Linked DNA regions of Homo sapiens: region 2 is linked to region 1. A link is a contact called in ENCODE Hi-C or POLR2A ChIA-PET data. All regions are on one chromosome and are shown on one strand. Each heading gives the region's core, a stretch centred on a gene start or an enhancer-like site at or near the end of the contact. The rest is flanking DNA. Distances are from core to core; before and after follow the strand shown. Region 1 overlaps LOC105370777 (a long non-coding RNA gene). Region 2 has its middle 27 kb from the start of THBS1.

Evidence for each region. Hi-C counts contacts between places; a loop is a spot of excess contacts on that map. ChIA-PET counts read pairs that join two places held with the same protein, here RNA polymerase II (POLR2A). Pooled maps may share reads with other maps.
Region 2: a loop to region 1 is called in a map with no recorded cell type, with 2.1 times the contacts of the local background. The contact joins two enhancer-like sites. A Hi-C loop is called at or near these places in 1 of 168 maps with a recorded cell type or tissue (sciatic nerve), 1 of 37 single-sample maps with no recorded cell type and 2 of 50 pooled maps. POLR2A ChIA-PET finds 5 or more read pairs at or near these places in 2 of 52 experiments (PC-9 and activated T-cell).

The regions. Positions count from the first base shown.
Region 1 is chr15:39,357,239-39,359,832 of GRCh38, forward strand. All of the region lies in intron 1 of LOC105370777 (a long non-coding RNA gene), which reads right to left. Among named protein-coding and RNA genes, the nearest start is that of LINC02915, 110 kb to the left of the region's middle. Within about 2 kb of position 1,318, at least 10 of the 41 ENCODE cell types and tissues checked have a DNase peak (open chromatin) inside an H3K27ac peak, as active enhancers do.
Region 2 is chr15:39,553,244-39,555,837 of GRCh38, forward strand. No RefSeq gene overlaps it. Among named protein-coding and RNA genes, the nearest start is that of THBS1, 27 kb to the right of the region's middle. Within about 2 kb of position 1,313, at least 2 of the 41 ENCODE cell types and tissues checked have a DNase peak (open chromatin) inside an H3K27ac peak, as active enhancers do.

The DNA of each region.
Region 1 (2,594 bases), core at 68-2,567:
AAGTCCTGCTTGGCCATTTTCTAGCTCTGTGGCTTTAGAAAAGTAACTTTACATCTCTGTGCTTCAGTTTCTTTGTCTGAGAAAGGTTAATACCTCCCCAGCACAGACTTGTTTTAAAAATGTAACAGGATACCATAAGTGAAAGCAACTTTTGAAATGTAAAAGCTTTATCCTAATATCCTGATTATTGTATTGAGTCCAAATGAATATATTGTGTAGTTGGCATATATCCATTTTCTATTTGAGATGGGATAAGTTAGGAAGGCCAACATTTAAATAATTTTGAGGCTCTCCAGACCACACCATTCCATCAAGATGATACTCAGTGAAGCCGCACAAAATGGGTACCTGAGACTTCATAAGTAAGGTCTCAGGATCTCACTAGAAAAAGTCATTTCCCTGTAATCCTGTGCTACTGTATTACACAACCACAACAAACCTTACTTCTCTCCACGCCCCATTCCACTTGCTTAGAACAGGGGACAGCCCTTTGTATAATTTCTACATTTGTAGTACAGCTGACACATGGATGATCTTTATTTTAGGTTTATATTCGTACTTTGATGATGACCAGGCAATTTTTCTCTCACCTAGTCCAGTCTTCTAATTTTTAACTGAACTCTCAAGGGTAATCTGTTTTTATTCCTGTCTCTTGTTTTTTTGGCCTCCCTATCTCTCGGTTTCTCAGTCTCTGTTCCTTTTACTGTTTCTCTTTCTCTTATGCAAACACACACACACACCCTGATCCAATCCTTCAGTGTCTTAATTCAGGTCCTAAACCTTCCAGTGAGATTTCTGACTTAGCATCTGCTGAGCCACAATTCACATGTGACGCTCTGCACTTCTTCCCAGGTACGTTTCAGCTGCAGGCTCTGTATTATTTTGGTGTGTTATCTGTACACAGACACTCACGGCAAAAGAAATTACTCACTCGTGGAAAGAGATGCCAAACCCTTAATTCAAAAACACCAAATGAGTAATTCTCAAAGCATATTTTTCTCCTTCAACCAGGACATTTTAATTATCTTGAAGTAAACAAGAAGCCTCACAAGGGTTACTCAAATTGTTCTTTCAAAATTTTCCCTCCCCTATACCTAAGGATTTCCACCTGCCCTAAAGTTCTTCATGAAGCGAGCCTTTGTTTACCACCCATGTGATAAAAAGCCCATAAAAATGGGGAGGTAAACTTTGCATCCATTTCTAGTCCCAAATTGGCCTGAGGACTAAAGAGAGCCCAGAAATAAGCAATGACCCATCTCTTTGGCTAAGTGTGCACTGACTTGGCCCAAATGGTCAGGCTTCCTGCCTGTAGCTACATAGTTAGTTGTGATAAGGAGCAAAGAAAACCAAACAGCTTCAAGGACTAAAGCATACTTTCTACTGAATGATTTGTGCTGTTAGTGTTGCAGTCTGATAAGCAAAACACATTTCCCTTGCCAGTGGAGGCCTATTACCAGAGCAGAGGCACAGGGAGCTGAAAACATTTCACACACAGTAGCAAGGAGGAAAGACCTGTAGGTGGGTGGTTTCAAACACGCATCTAGCCTAACTCCGAACTACAGCTGCCAACAAAAGGCTTTTACCTCCCCTCAGTGAGTGATGATACAGTCGAGTCACCATAGAGCCACTGCTGCTAGGAAGTGGCTGAGTACTAGAAACCAGTCACAGACTGTTTACCAACCAGACAAGTAGAACTGAGAATATAATCTTTGTACCATACATAATTCTCTCTAATGAGCCAATGCCCTGAGGTTAAATAGAATTTACTCAACCCAATTAAACTGGCCAGGGTCAGGGGATCATTAGGAATTTGGGCCCTTCATATTTCAGCAATGAATCATAAATCATTTAAAGTTTCATTTATAAGGATGAAATTCTTCAATCAAAGGGTTAACATTTTTACTTGTAGAAACTTTCAGGTTACCTCTCAATATTTTTTTTACTCTTTATTTTTCTCTTCTCTGGGATTTAAAAAATATAATTTGGAGCTTTCTTCCAGATCTCTCAGCTGCTCTTTTCATTTTTAAACCTCTTTATCTGCTATCCCAGTCATTCCTTTAGTTTTATCTTCAGTTCATAATTTTCCCTTCCACTGTGTCAACCAGCGATGGGACAAGGGTAAGACAAGCAAGGTACTCAGAGTGTACAATGTAAGAAGTCACTCACTCTTGGGCATGCGCTAGTTCAGGGTTGGCAGCGACAGTGAGTGCCTTCTTACATTTTGCACCCTGGATACCTTCCTTGCCTCACCCTAGACTGGCCCAGATGTCTAGTCTACAGTTCACCTTATCACTTGCAATTTCTATTTCAATGACTACACTTTTCACTTCCAAGGTTTCTATATTTTAATCCCTATCTATTCTTAAGAATTCTTTGTTCCCCTTCCCTCTTTTACTTATTTGATGATTCAAGAATCCTTATTTTAACATTTAATATTGCACCATTATGTCTGGTTCTTCATGCATGGACTCCACAGATTCTTGGGTCTGTTGACTATCCTCATGCCAGAAAATATTCTTGTGTGCTTTGTAATTTTTCTTGAAAGCTTACCTTGTTTGGGAGGGAATTTGTTTGTTTTGTTTCTTTTTGGTAGA
Region 2 (2,594 bases), core at 63-2,562, 200 kb after region 1:
TAATTATTTCAAAGAGCTCTGGATTCTATATAATCTGTCCTGGAAATAATGAAGAGAAGAAAGACAAAACTTGGCTTTATTTACAGAGGTGACGTTACAGGGATTCACCATCTATTATTACCTGGCAATACCTTAGGGCTGGCCTCCACCACTGCTTTTTATGAAGAGTAAAGTACACGTGAAGTCTGTTGTTCAAGGCCCTGACCCACATCCAACCTGGACTCCCACCACTCTCTCTCAGGCATTCTGGGCTAAGCTGTAACTCAGCCGTGTCTTCCCTACACTAGCGACAGTCTTCTGCTTCATCCTGCCCTTCTCTCCACCTACCAAGCCCTCCTTTCATGTCTTCCCATCAACCTTCTCCATATAGCCAAGCCCCTGCTCAAATGGACCCTCTCCATCAGGGAGAGGTAACAGAAGCTAGAACCCAGGCTCAGGGTCCATAGACCAGGCCCCAGGGCCTACTGGGGCCAGTCAGTATGGTGGTCTCGATACCACAGACCTGGGACTCAGTCCATAATGTGGCTATCAACCAGGGTGCCCTTAGAATTAACTCAGGAGCTTTTAGAAACATATAAATGCTCATATCCCCACCCCAAACCTTCTAAATCAATATTCCATAGGGGATAAGAAAGGTATCTGGGTATCTGAATTTTTTAAAGACTCCACCCTGGATTCTAATGCACGGCCTCAGCTGAAAACCATGGCTCACAGATAGGAACTCCTCTATAAAAAGGAAACTAGATACTATGCCATGACTTCATAGACTCTACAAATAGAGCTGATGGAAAATAATACAAAAAACAGTAATTGGACAACCTGAACATTTACAAATCAAAGGGGCCAGGTGATAAGTAGTTTGGGGTGTTCAAAGATCTGAGTAAGAAACCAGTGAAAAGTTTCATTATTTCTCACAACTTACTGGGAAGCAGATGGGTGGAGGGGAGTGGAAACTGAAAATGTCTGGACATTTGTTCTGAAACTAACCAGCACCTGTAAATCTGTAATTAGCAAAGTAAGGATAGTTGTGGCTAAAAATATAGTTTGTAAATGTATCAAGGACAGTGGAATGTCTCAAGCAATAAGCAAAACGGCTTTCTTAAGGACAAAAAAATCCAAAACAACATGATATCTTGTTTTGGAAAGGGTAACCATATGAGAAGACAAAAGAAACACAGCAGCTGCTGTGTTTGGGGCTTGAGTTGCAGCATTTCATACAACAGCTCATGAAATTTTAATTGCTGACATTTAAAGGTTCAAATTGGCAGGGAGAGCAAGTCACATGGGTTGAACACTAACAAAAGATTACGAAGGAAAGGTGAGGCTCTGTGGCACATCTCCAGCAAGAAGAGGTGCTTAGCAGGGTGCCCTGGGGTCAGTGCTTGCTCACTCCAGATTGGATTCTGCATTCTAATTAACAATGTGGAAGAGAGAACAAAAGACCCCTGAAAGATACCAGAAGAAGACTTGCAAAGGGGGATGAGGGCAACCCCCAGAGAGAAGAGCAAAATGAGACAGGTGAGCCCACAAGGCTTAATCTATAGGAAAAAACAGCAGACAGCTGAGACTACTTACAAAAAGGCAAACTAGCTCATTGGAGGAAAATTCACTAGAACCCCTTATATTTTAGAAACAAAAGGACACAGACCACAAAAATGTCTCAACTATCAACATGGGTAAGAGTGTCCAGCACCCTGGAGAGGAGGTCAGGCTGTACAGGAGGCAGCCAACCCACCTTCAGATCAGGATCAGCAGAGGCATTGCCAAGACAAAGTACATTCAGAATACTAATTAATATCTATCAATGGTTTCTCTCTAGAAAAAAAAATGAAATGCCACAGGGAATGTCTATTAACCAAATAATCCACTTGAAGATCTTTTTGCCCAACTGCTGTCATAATTTGGTTTCTCTTTCTAATTTCAGGTTAAGTTCACACTACTGTCATAATTTGATCAGCATGTGCAAACAGCCAAAACCAGAAACACATCCATACCTCTACAGCAGCCTAATCTAAGAAGAAAAAGGAGAGGTTGGGTTGGTGGTCAAAGGGAGAAAGGAATTTTCATTCCCTGTATCTGCCCCTGGGCTAATAACAGCCACCATGAGCTGAGTGCCTGGTAAGAGTCAAGCCCTGTATGAGGCACATCATTCGTATTGCTCACTTTAACTGCAATGGCAGAGTTGTGAGGCAGTTATTAGACTTATGACTTGGAGAAACTGAGCAACTTCCATACACATCTAGCAAATGCAATTGTCTGGATTTGAACTTGTGTCCCTCGGACTTCTCAATCTATGCTCTTTCCCTGCATTGTTCAGTCAGCCCCTGTTCTCTTTAAGAGGGTTTTCTCCCCAGTTCCCCCAGCTCCCCACTGCCCTCTATTCTGCCTCTGTGCCTGAGAGGCCTTGAGAGCCTTGAGAGCATCACTGGACAGCCCTGGCATACAGACCCTTTCACTGGGGCCCGGCCAATAAGCAAGCTTTTCTTTTACACAGAAATGTTTGTGGCAGTCTCCACCAATCTCACTGTCCCACTAGCTCCCTGTGGAGTCAGGAAGGGCAAAGATCCCCTTCTTCTGGGTGTGATCCTACTCCT